Linked DNA regions of Homo sapiens: all the other regions are linked to region 1. Evidence: chromatin loops called from intact Hi-C (ENCODE). Cell type or tissue: ascending aorta. All regions are shown on one strand. Each heading gives the region's core, and the rest is flanking DNA. Links, peaks and the distances in the headings are about the cores only.

Region 1 (7,890 bases), core at 3,327-5,826:
CAGGAATACAATGCAGCCATAAAAAAGGATGAGTTCATGTCCTTTGCAGGGACATGGATGAAGCTGGAAACCATCATTCTCAGCAAACTAACACAAGAACAGAAAACCAAACACCACATGTTCTCACTCATAAGTGGGAGTTGAACAATGAGAACACGTGGACACGGGGAGGGGAACATCACAACTGGGGCCTATCAGGGGGTGGGGGCTAGGGGAGGGGTACCATTAGGAGAAATACCTAATGTAGATGACAAGTTGATGGGTGCGGCAAACCACCATGGCACGTGTATACCTATGTAACAAACCTGCACGTTCTGCACATGTACCCCAGAACTTTAAGTATAATAAAAAAAAAATAGAATTTCTGAGTGGAATACTTGTCTTTTAAAAGTCCTGGCTGAGCATGGTGGCTCATGCCTGTAATCCTAGCACTTTGGGAGGCCGAAGTGGGTGTTTCACTTGAGCTCTGGAGTTTGAGAACAGCCTGGACAATATGGAGAAACCCCATCTCTATGAAAAAATACAAACACTAGCAGGGTGTGGCGGCACGTGCCTGCAGGCCTAGCTACTTGCGAGGCTGAGGTGGGTGGATGGCTTGAGCGTGGGAGGTTGAGGCTGTGGTGAGCCATGACATGTATACTCCAGCCTGGGCGACAGAGCAAGACCTTGCCTTTTCTTGTTTATTTGTTTGTTTTTGAGACCAAGCCTCACTTTGTTGCCCAGGCTGAAGTGCAGTGGTGTGATCTTGGCTTACTGCAACCTCTGCCTCTTGGGTGCAAGTGATTCTCATGCCTCAGCCTCCTGAGTAGCTAGAACTACAGGCATGAGCCATCATGCCTGGCTAATTTTTGTTTTTTTGTAGAGACGGGGTTTCACCATTTTGGCCAGGCTGGTCTCGAACTCCTGACCTCAGGTGATCCACCCGCCTCAGCCTCCCAAAGCGCTGGGATTACAGGCGTGAGCCACTGTGCCTGGCCTGAGACCTTGTCTTAAAAAAATAATAATAAAAGTCCCGTTCTGGTTCTGAGGCTTATTTTATTTTTTATTTATATTAATAACAGTCTGTAAGTTTTTTAATAATATCTTTGTTAAAATAATTCACATAACATACAATTCACCTATTAAAAGTAAGCACACTTCAATGGTTTTTAGTATATTCACAGAGTTGTACAACCATCATCACAATCAGTTTTAGAACATTTTCATCATCCCATTAGTGTTTACTCCTCATTTTCCTCACCCCCAGCCCTCCTAGCCCTAGAAAACCAATTTCTGTCTCTATGGATTTGCCTATTCTGGACATTTCATATAAATGGAATTCTATAATACAATATGTGGTATTTTGTAACTGGCTTCTATCACTTAACATAATGTTTTCAAGGTTCATCAATGTTGGTATGTGTATCAACACAACACCCCTTTTTTTTTTTTTTTTTTTTTTTTTGAGATAGGGTCTTGCTTTTGTCGCCCAGGCTGGAGTACAATGGCACAATCTCAGCTCACTGCAACCTCCACCTCCTGGGTTCAAGCGATTCTCCTGACTCAGCCTCCCGAATAGCTGGGATTACAGGCGCCCGCCACCATGCCCGGCTAAGTTTTGTATTTTTTGTAGAGATGGGGTTTCGCCATGTTGGCCAGGCTGGTCTCGAAATTCTGACCTGGCGATCTGCCCACCTCGGCCTCCCAAAGTGCTGGGATTACAAGCGTGAGCCACTGCGCTCGGCCAACACTCCCTTTTTATTGCCAAATGATATTCCATTGCATACAGAGACATTTTATTTACTCATTCATCAGAAGATAGTCATTTGGGTTGTTTCTACTTCTTTGGCTATTCACACATTAGTTTTGTCGGATTGCGAACTTTATGTAGTGGATATATACATATTGTGTTTTTCTGTCCTCACACCACTGTAAAGAACTGCCTGGGAGTGGGTAATTTATAAAGAAAAGAGGTTTAATTGACTCACAGTTCCACACGCTGTGCAGGAGGCAGGGCTGGGGAAGCCTCAGGAGACTTATAGTCATGGCGGAAAGGCGAATGGGAAGCAAGCACATTTTCACATGGGTGCAGGAGAGAGAGAGAACGAAGGAGGAAGTGCTACACACTTTTAAACAACCAGATCTTGGGCCGGGCGCGGCGGCTCACGCCTGTAATCCCAGCACTTTGGGAGGCTGAGGCGGGTGGATCACGAGGTCAGAAGATCGAGACCATCCTGGTTAACACGGTGAAACCCCGTTTCTACCAAAAATACAAAAAATTAGCCGGTCGTGGTGGTGGACACCTGTAGTCCCGAGGCAGGAGGATGGCGTGCGTGAACCCGGGAGGCGGAGCTTGCAGTGAGCCGAGATTGCACCACTGCACTCCAGCATGGGCAGCAAAGCCAGACTCCGTCTCCGTAAAAATTAAAAAAAAAAAAAAAACCCCAGATCTTGTGAGAACTCACTATCACCAGAACCGCAAGGGGGAAATCCGCCCCCATGATCCAATGATCCAATCACCTCCCATCAGGTCCCTCCAATACTGAAGATAATAATTCAACATGAGATTTGAGTGGGGACACAGAGCCAAACATATCACTTATATAAATATTTTCTTTGGTTTCTGACTTCTTTCAGTTGATATTAAGTTTGTGAGAATCACCCATGTTACTGCTGCCTGTAACTGTAGGTTTTTTGTATGGTATTCCTAAGTTTGAATACAGCACAATTTTTTAGCTATTCTTTGTCTAATGGACATTTGAGTTATCCCTGATTTATTATTATTACTAATAATACTGCTATGAACATTCTTGCACATGTCTTTTGGTGCACATGTGCACGGATTTCTGTTAAGTATATGCTAGGAGTGAAACTGCTGGGTCATAGAATATATCGTTCATGATTTGTAAGGTATTTGGCTTTTCGAATTTAATATATAACAGACACTTTTTTAAAGTGGTTGTATCAATTTACACTCCCAACAGCAGTGTATTTTAATTGCTCACATCCTCCCAAACACTTGGTTTTATCAATCCTTTTAACTTTATTCATTCTTGCGGGCCTATAGTGGTACCTCATTGTGGTTTTAATTTGTAGCTCCCTAATGAGCTAATGAAGGTGAGTACCTTTTCATGTGTTCATTGCCCACTTAAATATCCATCCTTTGGGGCGGGGGTGTGTGGAAAGTGTCGCAGGTAGCCACTATCTGGGGCCAGTGTTGTGCAGGCAGTAAAAAGAATTTACGAGGACAGTTGTAGGTAAAGAAAGGCAGATTTATTAGAGAAAGTATGAAAAGACATTGCAAGGGTACAATGGGCAGGTCAGCAAGAGAGGAGCTGACTACAAAGAGACAAAGGCTTGCTGGGGATTTTATAGGATGGTGCTTGTGCTGTGTACTGAAGAGGGCTTTGTGCAGTGCTGATAATGCCAAGGTTGCAGTCAGCTATCAGCCAAGGGACTGGTGATAGCTGGGCACAGGAAGATTGTGAGTTATTTGCACAGGAGGGCTATGTGTCCTGGGCCACAAAGAAAGGTAGACTTACAGTTTATCTGCTTTTTCTTTTTGCTTTCCTTCAATCCCACCAGTCTGACTCCTTTTGCCTAATTAGGACTCTACAGAAAGTGCCTATTCAAGTCTCTGGCCTAGTTTCAAATTGGATTGCCTATCTTTTTTTATTATTATGATTTCTAAGGGCTGTTGACATATTCTGGATTTGAGCTCTTTAAGAATTATAAATATTATGTAAGTATCTTTTCTCATTCTATGGTTTGCCTTTTCACTCTCCGAATAATGTTTTTTGATTAACAGTTCCTAATTTTAACACAGTCCAACTCATCAACATTTTCTTTAATGGTTAGTGCTTTTCATGTCTTTTTCAAGAAATGTTTGTCTTCCCCCAAGGTTGCGAAGATATTCTCCAATACAATCTTCTTAAAGCTTTATCGTTTTACCCCTCACATTAAGCATATAATCTATCTGGAATTGATTTGTATGTTGTGAGATGGAGTCAAGTTTCACTTTTTTACAATGGAATACCTGATTGACCCATTACTTTCCCCACTTCTTTACGGAGACATCTTTGTCGTGAATAAAATGTCCAGATTCATGTGGACCTGTTTCTGGATTCTCAATTCTGACTTATTAGTCTATTGACCTTTCCCTAATTTCATATTGTACTTTTATTATAAGTATCATCATCCCCATTTTACAAATGAGGAAACTAAGGCACAGAGAGGTTAATTAGCTCGCCCAATTAAGTAATTTGCTAGTTAATGTCAGATCTGGAAATGGAACCCAGGGAGTTTAGTTTTACGGTCTGTGCTCTCAATAAGCTTTACTGCTTCTCAAGCTTAACAGTTCCAAGAACAAACATTTTACGTCACTACATCAAAATAGGCTTTTGCGTGAAGCCTTGGGAACAGGCATGCCACCTCTGCACCCTGGATTGGTCCTGGTGTTCCCCGCCCAGCCGCAAACCGAACCGCCGCTGTCCCAGTCCTACCACTAGAGGGCGCGGATAACTTAAACTGGCCGGGGACTTCCCTCCCGCCGCGCCTGGTTACCTTCAGCCAATCATCAAATATTTACCCAAAGCGCAGTTCAAAGCCAAAGTAGAAAGTTGTCTAATCCAGTCTCCATGCAGGACATTAACAAAAAGAGACAAAACAGGACTGATCTATCTGCGTAAGTATCTTCGGGGGAGAAAGACGCCACTCAGTTCCTGGCTAATTCATCTCATCCTTAAAGCACCTTATCCTAAGTCTCTCCAATCTTTCACTCTTCCTAGTGTAAACTAGGTTGTTTGGCATCCTCATGACAACCACTCTTTGGAGGTACTTTTTACAAGGTGTACACTAGAGTGCATTATTATGAGATCAAAAATTAGCTTTTATTTCTCTCGAAGAGACAATAGTACCCCATTACATTTCACTTCCTTAGCAATGTACAGGTTTCTTTGGTCTCTGTCCAATTTCTCTGTGTCCCTTTTAAAGTGTAAAAACCCAAAGTGGACTTTGCACTCTAGTATTCTATCTAGTGTCAGATTTACTTCCCGATTCTTTTTTTTTTTTTTCCGAAGTCTCACTTCGTCACTCAGACTGAAGTCTGGTGGCGTGATCTTGGTTCACTGTAATCTCCACCTCCCGGGTTCAAGTAATTCTGCTGCCTCAGCCTCCTGAGTAGCTGGGATTACAGGCACGCGCCACCACACCTGGCTACTTTTTGTATTTTTAGTAGAGACGGGGCTTCACCATGTTGGCCAATCAATTCCTGACCTCAAATGATCCTCCTGCCTCGGCCTCCCAAAGTGCTGGGATTACAGGCGTGAGCCACCGCACCCACCCTACTTCCCGATTCTTGAATGTTACACTGTTAATATACTGAAGCAATATGCAATTATTCAATGAAGTATTAATAGTTCATCTTTATCAACTTGACAACACAAACCACAAAAAAACACAAAAGTAATGATGCAGCAATATACAACATGCTTAATATTTTAAGTTTTAAAAAAGCTGGGCCGGGTGCAATGGCTCATGCCTATAATCCCAGCACTTTGGGAGCCCAAAGAGGGAGGATCGATTGAGGCTAGGAGTTGATTGCTTCAAGACCAGCCTGGGCAACATAGCAAGACCCCTGTTTTTACCAAGAAAAAAATGTTTTTTAAATTAGCTGGGCATGGTAGTGTGTGCCTGTAGTCCTAGCTACTCAGGAGGCTGAGGCAGGAGGATCCCTTGAGCCCAGGAGTTTGAAAATGTATTGAACTAGGGTCACAGCACTGCACTCCAGCTTGGGTGACAGAACAAGACCCTGTCTCAAAAAAAAAAAAAAAAAAAAAAAGAACAGGCTGGACACGGTCGGTGGCTCACACCTGTAATCCCAGCACTTTGAGAGGCCAAGGCAGGTGGATTGCCTGAGGTCAGGAGTTCAAGACCAGCCTGATCAATATGGTGAAACCCTGACTCTACTAAAAATACAAAAATTAGCCCAGCGTGGTGGCTGCCACCTATACTCCCAGCTACTTGGGAGGCTGATGCACGAGAATTGCTTGAGCCCAGGAGGCAGAGGTTGCAGTGAGCTGAGATCACGCCACTGCACTCCAGCCTGGGTGACAGAGCAAGACTCCATCTCAAATTAAAAAAAAAAAAACAAACAAAAAAAAAAAAAAAAACACAACCCAGGGAGCACTGAACCTCTGCTTTGATTAAAGTTTTAAAACTTAAATGTTTGTGGACAAAGTCTAGAAGGCAACATGAAGATAAGAAATAATTGATTTGTTAGGTTTTGGGAACTGAGGTTGATTACTTGTTTTTTCATTATTGGCAAAATTTCAAGGACTTTAAAAAAATAAGTAAAATATTTTATGTAGTCAGCAACTTATGGAGCCCACATTACATGTAAGACCCAGGGCTGAGCATTACAAGGAAGACAAAACCAGACACAGGTCCTGCTGTTCAGAATAACAGTAGCTGACACAGTACAAATGCTTACTATATCCTAAGTGCTATTATCACCCTATTGCAAAGATTAAGAAAGTGAGGAACAGAGAGGTTAACTAGCTTATCCAAGGTCACAGAGAATAAAAGCAGAACTAGAATTTGAACTCAGCAACTCCAATGTGCAAAGCCTCAGGTTTAACCATTACATCACACTGCCTCTCATGATAGCTTAATAAGAGAGCGAGGGGAGGGGAGGGAAGTGACTTTTGATCATTCAACAAATGTTTTTTGAGCACCTACTATATGTTAGGTACCAGAGTACCAGCTGAGAAGACACTGAAAAGTAAGACAAGCACAGTCCCTGCCTCACAGGGTTCACGGAATACAGATATAGCATTATGGGAATTTAGAGGAGAAAAAGGGAAGAGGACCCATCTCTGAGGTTAAGGGAGAACCACCTCCTTACACTCTGTTTCATTCCTAGCAAAGCACCAACCTTGTGGAGAGAAGAGGGCATAGGAGAGGGGGAACACAAAACCTTAAAATAAAAGTAATGAAAGATTGCATCGATTTATTCAGCAAGAATTTGGAAAGGAAATTCAAAAATAAGGAAAGGGTCAGGTAAGCGGACTAGGATAAACCTTTAAGAGCCTGCCAATATGAGACTCTAGTTCAATTTTTACTCAAATAATCCTTGAGCGTTAGGTGCCAAGCCCTGAGCTAGACTTCAGACATACAACTGTATGTAAATAAGCCACAGCCCCTGCTCTCCAGGAGTTTATACTCTAATGGGGCAGAAAGACTTTTAAGCAAGAAATTTCAGTATTGTGTGCCAAGACAAGTGACCAAAAAGAAGCACAGAATAAGATGGGGCACTATTCAGGTTGGGATCAGACAGCAAGAAGGTGACATCTATACTGAACAATGATACAGAGCAAACTGGAGTTAGAAACAAAGATGGAAGAGGGAGTGTGATCTAGACTGCTGGAACAGCTCGTGAAAAGCCCTGGAAATGACAGAGAATGCCTAGGATTGCAGTGACACTGGTTTAGAGAGTGGTGCCAATTAATGCCACTAAATTGCAGACTAAATTACTAAATGCTTTCATCACTCTGTCCCAGGTCCAGGAAGGGTTCCAAGCATGGGCTCAACCTAGGGTCAAGTTGAAACAGACTGTTTTCCACCTGATAACCCCAAAGCTGCAGCTTGACTAAGCCGTCTTAGCCCAAGAGGGTTCCACCTGGCGTCCCAGAAGAATGGGGACAGTGTCCTCCACATCTCTGAACCCTACCCGGAATCCAGTACAGTGCTTTGCACACACTGGATCTACTAAACAGACTAAAAGAAAATAAATTCATCTGATGGCATAATTACTATCTCAATTCAAGTCCCCCACATTCCCAGTCCTTACTCCCAAATCCTCTACTGCTGCATATTAGGGCACTCCTTCCCCGTCCTTAGACTCTGCCACTT
Region 2 (3,684 bases), core at 277-2,776, 180 kb before region 1:
CGGTCTGGGTGCGGAGGCCGGGCCAGGGCTGGGAGCAGGAAGCAGGGAGCGGCGCCCCCGCCTCCGGGTGCAGCTGGGTTTGGAAAGTTGGTGCGGGCGCGGGGACCTCAGGGTCTCAAGGCGCCTCCGCAGACCCGAGCCAGGCGGGTCGTGGGACGGTGAGCCCGGAGCAGCCCCTGAGTGCGCTCCGCAGCGGAGGGGAGCCAAGCGCCTCGGGGGCCACCGCGCGTCTCAAGTTTGCTGCCCTCCTCGAATGGGGGCAGGGAGGGCTGAGGTGATCGCGGCGCTCACCGGCCACCAGCCCCGGCAGCCCCTTCCTGCGCCCAACACGCCGCCGTTCCTCGCCGCCGCCACCCCTCCGCTCACCGCCGGTAGCTGCTGTCCCCGAGCGGAGGGGCGTCTCCCACCGCGCCCGCGCCCCTCCCGGCTGCTGCGGCGGAGTGTCCGCTCCCGCCCGCCCCGGAGCCCGCGGGGCCCGGCCAATACCTGGTCGGGGACGCGCCGGGAGCAGCTGCAGCGCCCAGCGCCGGCTCCATCCTCGGGTCTGGAGTCAGGGTCGCCGGGGACCCGCGGGTGGCGGCGGCGGCAGCAGCCGCGGCGGCATCCTCCGCCTCCCGCGCCCTCCTCCTCGGCCTCCCTCCTCCCTCCTCTTCCTCCGACTCCGCGCGCGCCTCACGGGCCCCTCTTCATGGCCCGGGGGCGCGAGCCCGGGGCGGCTCGAGCAGCTGAGTGCGTTCTCTCCGGCCGGACGCGGGACCCGGGGCCGGGGCTCAGGGACCCGAGAGATGCCGGGACAGGGGCCGGGACCCGGAGCGCCGCAGCCCCGGGCGCCGGAGGAGAGCAGCAGCCGCAGGCACCAGAGCCTCTCGGAGCGCCCGCCCGCGTCCCCGAGCCAAGAGCAGCGGCGGCAGCGGCGGCTACAGCTCCGAGCGAGCGGCAGGCGCTGCGGTCCCGGCTCCACCCCCGAGCCGCCCGCCCCTTCTCCTCCCCACCCCTTCGGCGCGCGCCTTCCCGCCCCCCGCGCCGCCCCAGCCGCGAGCGCCCTGGACACCCACTCCGCAGCCAGGCTCCGGAGCCCGCCCCCACCCACCCGCCGGGGGCAGCCACGCCCACCACCCGGACTTCGGGCGGCCGGCGGGCAAGGGCACCGGCTGTCTCTGGCACCTCTCCGCGTAGCCTCCCTTCCCCTTACCCCCGAGGGCGCTGCTGGCCGGGCCGCCAAAGCCTTTCGCCCCCCCAGCGCCCCTCGCCGCGGAAGTCCTGCTGGAGTCCCAGCCTGGCCCCTGGCCCAGCTGTCCTTTACCTCTTGCCCAGCCAGCGGCACAGAGGGACTTCAGAACCCAGAACTGAAGCCAACCATCTCTGTGTGCAATACCCTGACACACACCCCTAGCCTTTCCTCCTTCCCCGCCCCTCTGCTTCTCAAGTGTGGGGATGAATCATTTGTCCCCGCTGCAGTTGTCCCTCTTGGGCAGGGTCAGGGGGTGTCTTAATGGGACCTTAGAGTGGGTTTGCTGGCTGACCGTCTTCTAGGCCGCTCCTCCACACTGCCCACCTTCTTCCTACCAGACTGCCCCTGGCTTTCTAGGTGGCAATCTGGAGCCACCACTGCTTTTATGGATGAGGGATGGGGACAGAGCTGGCCAGCCGAGCACCTTGGGCCTGTATCCTCTGCACAAATATTGACTGAGCATCTTCCACAGGCCTGGCCTTCATGGGCACCAGGGACTGGTTGATGAACCTCTCAGAGTGGAGTGGAGGAGAAGCAGGGTGCATGAGCAGAGCAATATCATGTGATCAGTGGCCCCTGGGCTGGAGAGGACGGCCAGGAGTCCCAGCTCTGCCACCACATCTGACATGACTGAGGCTGCCCACCCCAGTGGCCTGTTTCCTCATCTGGAGACTAGGAAGGTGCTTTGTCTGGCTGAACCTCTGATGCTCCTCAGTTCTGACCAAATGGTTATTTCTGAAGCAGAGGAACAGTCAGCCTTCATCTCCACCTGGAATCTCTGATTCCCGACTATAGCTCTCCATCACTCCTGGACTGGGGCGCAGAGAGCAGTGGATGGCTTGAAAACTCCAGGCATTCTGGGAAAGCCTCGTCCCCGATGTATGGGCAAGCAGCTGCTGCCTCCATCCCACACAGTGAAGCACAGCAGAATGGTTAGCACAGCAGTTTCCTGGGTCAGAGGAACCTGCTGTGTGTTTGCTGGGTGACTTTGTGTGAGTGATCAGCCTCTCTGCGGCTCAGTTTCCTCATCCAGAAGACAGAGGTACTGATCCTCACCCTGTAGGGGTGTTGTGAACACTGGATGGTAATGTGTGTAGAGCATTCAGCAGTGTCTGGCAAGGGGGTGAGTACTTAATAATTGCACATTGTTGCGTTCAGGGTAGCCAGGAACAAACATTCACTCACTCGCCAAGAGGAGAACATGACAGCTGCACTTCCCTGGAGGACTGGGCTCTCGGGTCATCAAGAAGGTCTCCCTCTCTCCACCCAGAGCAGATGGTATGAAGGCCCTTGCCCCAAGGGTCCCACTAGACCAAATGGTCATTTATCTTGGTCACAATTGCAAACTCATAACTATAAACTCCTCTCCCCCATCTCCACCCCCATCAAGCTGGAGGGGCTAACAGCACCTTCCAGTGCGCATTCCTGTAGCCACAGCACCTGGGATGGCAGAGTCAGTCCTCAGTCCTGACTCCAAGGCTACCAAGTCTGTTTCTCCACCTGCCTTCCCCCTCCCCACCCCCACCCAGGGAGTGGCAGCGTACTGAGATGCCTAACAAGAGTGGTGCTGACCTTCCAAAAGCTAAGACTTCATGTTTCCAAATCGTGACTGTCCCTCTATAAAAAACCAAGCTCTAATAGCCTTGGGCTGAGCCATCAGAACCTTCCTTTTCACCCAGAGTTAATCCCTCCCCAAGTTTTCAGGCTGACGAGAATAGTCAGGGTTTAGAGAAAGCTTTCTCTATCTTGCACTACCAGATCCAGCGCCTCATTTTTCAAATTCTGGTGTATTTCGGGTAGAGAGGAGGGAAAAGTACATCTGGCTGACATGAAAAGATTGGTGTGGTTGTAATGTAAAGACAGAGTGGAATTTGGGAAATTTTTGAAGAACATTTAAACTCTAAAAATAGACAAAAGACCCGCTCTCAGAAACACTAGGATTCTGTCTCCCATTTCCTGGAATCCCCCACTTGACAAACATGGGTGTTTTAGGAGTGCCTATGGTGTGGATTGCACTGTGACAGGTGCCGTGGGGAAAAGGGGGAGGGGGAAACAGAAGCAAAGGGCTTGTGCTCAAGGAGTTTGGATCCTACACAATGAAGCAGCAAAGAAAAGTCACTACAAATACAATCAAATACAAAAAAATTTAGCCTTGGAAGTCAGAGGGAGGTGGACCCTTGGAGGGCCATTCAGGGAGGGCTTCCTGGAGGAGGAGAGAGTTGAACTGAGGCTTAAGAGATGGTTGGAATGTAAAAAGGCAGAAGAGCAGGAGAGCCTGTGAAAGGAAACAGCAGCTGGGTGGGCTCATTTATGGGACAGGAGGGAGATTAATATTAGTGGCTAATGTTTGAGGTCTCAAGATGGGCCAGGCACTGTGCTGTTGGCTTTGTGTGAATTATTTTATTTAACTCTCAAAATAACCCCTTGAAGTAACCAATGTCATTCCCGTTTTA
Region 3 (3,684 bases), core at 277-2,776, 1.6 Mb after region 1:
CAGGGCCTGCCCCTGGGGAGGGGGTCTAGGAGATGGGGATGTGGGCACGGGTGGGAGCTTTGTCCTGACTACCCTTTTGTACCATGAGCATGTACTGCCCGTTCACAAATAACATGTTGTAACAAAACACGCAGGAGAGCTCTAGGGAGCTGCTAAGAATGCACGTGCCTATCCCCCACCTAAGAGGGGTGGACCAAGGCCCTGGGAATCTGTTAGAAACGAGCATCCCAGGGGCTGGTGCTGCCAGCTGGATGCTCAGGAACCATTCACTTACCAGATGGTTACCCAGCAGCTCTGTGCCAGGCACTGGGCTGAGGGCGGTGCCACAGCTGTGAATAGAGCCCTGCTTGGGCCATGGTCAGGCCTGTGCTCAACCCTCAGAGCAGCCCTGCGGGGTCAGTGCAGGGAGCACCTGGATTATTAGTTCCATTTTACAAGTGGGGATGCACAGGCACAGAGAGGTTCTTTGACCAGTCCAAGGTCACCCAGCCAGGAAATAGCAGTTTCCCCTGGGATCCCACCCCAAACCCAGCTGCCTCTGTCCTCTAGGCCTCAGTTTCTCTATCAAGCCAAAGGGTTGGACATGGCTTTCAGGCAGGCGACTTCCAACCCTGGATGCTGCAAGTCCCCAAATCTCTGCCACTTTTCTGAGAGTGACAGCAGCTGAGAAGAGAAAAATTCCCACGTAATGAGCACTTGCTGTACATATTGTCATTTAATTCCCATAAGAGCCCATAAAAGGCTCACAGCTGTAATCTCAGCAGTTTGGGAGGCTGAGGTGGGCAGATCACCTGAGGTCAGGAGTTCGAGACCAGCCTGGCCAACATGATGAAACCCCGTCTCTACCAAAAATACAAAAATTAGCCGGATGTGGTGGCACACACCTGTAATCCCAGCTACTCAGGAGGCTGAGGCAGGAGAGTCGCTTGAACCTGGGAGATGGAGGTTGCAGTGAACCAAGATCACGCCACTGCACTCCAGCCTGGGCAACAGAGCGAGACTCCATCTCAAAACAAAACAAGATAAAATAATAATTCCCATAAGACCCAATTTACAGATGGAGAAACCGAGTCTCCAAAGTCATCTGCCAAGGTCACCAGCTAGTGGGTTGGGAGCTGGGACCTGTCAGCTCTTCACCATGACATGGTGGTGGCCCTGTGGGCATTTGGCAGGGTGTGGTGTTTCTGCTGTGAGGTGGGGGACCCAGGAAGAGCAGCCACCCATATCCAGCCTTGCAGGCCCAGAAAGAGCCCAGTGAGTGGGGTGGGATGAAGGTCAGGCCAGGAGCTCCAGCCAGTCAGCCCCCAGACCCCGCATCTCTCCCTTGTAGCTGGGGCCTGGCGCCTGAAGCAGCTGCTCAGCTTCGCCCTGGGGGGACTCTTGGGCAATGTGTTTCTGCATCTGCTGCCCGAAGCCTGGGCCTACACGTGCAGCGCCAGCCCTGGTAAGTGAGGCCACACGCCAGGGGCAAGACAGTGCCAGGAGTGGGGGCCTGGTGCCCACGCCCAGGGATGGCCAGGATGACCAGGAGAGGGATTCTGGGTTTCTGGCAGGAGCTTGCCTGGGAGGGAGGGAGGGTCATTGTCCTGGTCTCTGGGCCCTGGTCCCAGTGGGAGTTCTGGGCCCCAGCTGCCCAACCCACCCTTGTCACTGCCCTGGTGCCCTGGATGAGATCCCATTCCAAATGGCCCCCTCCTATGGCCCTGGCTTGGCTTGGCCTGGCCTGGCCTGGCATTGCCGCCCCCTGCAGGTGGTGAGGGGCAGAGCCTGCAGCAGCAGCAACAGCTGGGGCTGTGGGTCATTGCTGGCATCCTGACCTTCCTGGCGTTGGAGAAGATGTTCCTGGACAGCAAGGAGGAGGGGACCAGCCAGGTGGGCCCCACACTCAAGGGCCTGGATATATCAGCCTCTGTTCTGTGGTAGTGCCCGGGGCCTGGAGGCCCAGGGTCTGAGTTGAGCCCTGAAAAGAGGGGTCTCCTGGCCCTCTCCTGGGAGCTGCGGGAGGTTGGGCCACCTTCTTTGGGACTGACACCATTAGCCCCTGATGTAGCTTGTTCTGGTAGCCTGATGGTGACAGCAGTTGGGGAGGGTTTGTTGAGTTTGGGGGCACCCAACTGATATAGCAGCAGAGGATTCTAGCTAGAAAAAACAGGGGTTCCTATCTTTTTTTTTTTTTTTTTTTTTGAGACGGAGTCTCGCTCTGTCACCCAGGCTGAAGTGCAGTGGCACGATCGTGGCTCACGGCAACCTCTGCCTCCCGGGTTCAAGCGATTCTCCTGCCTCAGCCTCCCGAGTAGCTGGGACCACAGGTGCGCGCCACCATGCCCAGCTAACTTTTGTATTTTTAGTGGAGACGGGGTTTCACCATGTTGTCCAGGATGGTCTCGATCTCTTGACTTCTTGATCCACCCACCTCAGCCTCCCAATTATTATTATTATTTTTTTGAGAAGAGTCTCGCTCTGTCACCCAGGCTGGAGTGCAGTGGCGCGATCTCGGCTCACTACAGCTTTCACCTCCCAGGTTCAAGCAATTCTTCTGCCTCAGCCTCCCAAGTAGCTGGGACCACGCCCAGCTAATTTTTGTATTTTTAGTAGAGGTGGGGTTTCACCATGTTGGCCAGGCTGGTCTCGAACTCCTGACCTCAGGTGATCCATCTGCCTTGGGCTCCCAAAGTGCTGGGATTACAGGCATGAGCCACTGCACCCAGCCCCCGTCTCTCTTTCTCCATCTCTCTCCCCTTCTGTCTGCCCTGGCTGAGTGGGGGGCATCTAATGTCACCTCTCCCTCCTTCTCCTGGCCCTAGGCCCCCAACAAAGACCCCACTGCTGCTGCCGCCGCGCTCAATGGAGGCCACTGTCTGGCCCAGCCGGCTGCAGAGCCCGGCCTCGGTGCCGTGGTCCGGAGCATCAAAGTGAGTGGCCTGCTCAGGGCCCCTGCAGCCGTACTGCCCTGAGTGGCCAGCCCCACTCAGCCCTGCCTCCTGCCTTCCCTCCTTCCCAGGTCAGCGGCTACCTCAACCTGCTGGCCAACACCATCGATAACTTCACCCACGGGCTGGCTGTGGCTGCCAGCTTCCTTGTGAGCAAGAAGGTGAGGGGCTTGGGGCCAGTGGGGCTCTGGCGATTCCAGTGGCAGCCATGTGGATTCCACCTGTGTCTGGAGTCTCTGCTTCTTGCCCCTCCATTGCCAGCGCCCTCATCTAAGGCTCTCATCCCCCATCCTCCCTGCTGCTGTCCTGGCCGCCACTGTTCTCTGATCCTGAGCCCCTGGTCTGTTCCTGTTCCCAGTACTCCTTGTTGGGTGCCTCTGTCAAGCTGCTAGGCGTGGCCCCTGCCTGCTCCTAGATGCTTCTTCCTCTACCTCCTCCCTCTGGCCTCTGGCCTCTGGCCCAGAGGCAGCCTACTCTGCAGCTGGCCGAGATCTTTCCCACCTCACACTGTTCCCCCTGCCTGGAATGTTCTCCCGCCCACGCTTCGAGCGGCTGACGACTCATCCTTGGGGCCTCGACTTACATGGACTCCTCCACCAGGCCTTTGCTGACCTCCTCATCTAAATTTGGTTCCTGGGCCTGCTCCCCTGGGCACTCTATCCATCCTTTCCTTCCCAGCGCCTGTGAGTGTGTGAGTGAGTCCTGTCTCTCCCCTCTATACCGCTAGCTTCGTGAAGGCAGGTTCCTTGTCCCC

What was found. Peaks named below come from ENCODE experiments on the same cell type or tissue, not always from the same donor. Only the 100,000 strongest peaks of a DNase experiment are listed, where the experiment ranks them.
Region 2: it touches region 1 in a loop (10-fold over the local background); 5 of 110 quality-filtered maps call a loop at or near these places.
Region 3: it touches region 1 in a loop (4-fold over the local background); 2 of 110 quality-filtered maps call a loop at or near these places.

What each region holds. Positions count from the first base shown.
Region 1 is chr11:45,838,818-45,846,707 of GRCh38, forward strand. No RefSeq gene overlaps it. Among named protein-coding and RNA genes, the nearest start is that of CRY2, 4.7 kb to the right of the region's middle. In ascending aorta, for the core only: a CTCF peak has its summit at 4,481 (motif pointing right); a DNase peak (open chromatin) is centred at 4,504; H3K4me3 peaks cover 900 bases.
Region 2 is chr11:45,664,692-45,668,375 of GRCh38, forward strand. It overlaps CHST1 (carbohydrate sulfotransferase 1), which reads right to left and starts at 931. Exons shown (of 4, transcript NM_003654.6): 1 at 487-931. In ascending aorta, for the core only: no CTCF peak of the experiment used is centred there; DNase peaks (open chromatin) are centred at 1,080 and 1,380; H3K4me3 peaks cover 1,317 bases; H3K27ac peaks cover 1,731 bases.
Region 3 is chr11:47,410,596-47,414,279 of GRCh38, forward strand. It overlaps SLC39A13 (solute carrier family 39 member 13), which reads left to right. Exons shown (of 10, transcript NM_001128225.3): 3 at 1,331-1,444; 4 at 1,751-1,872; 5 at 2,805-2,912; 6 at 3,002-3,091. Among named protein-coding and RNA genes, the nearest start is that of SLC39A13-AS1, 3.2 kb to the left of the region's middle. RefSeq lists enhancers at 1-119, 3,291-3,684. In ascending aorta, for the core only: a CTCF peak has its summit at 1,743 (motif pointing left); a DNase peak (open chromatin) is centred at 1,754; H3K4me3 peaks cover 163 bases; H3K27ac peaks cover 1,775 bases.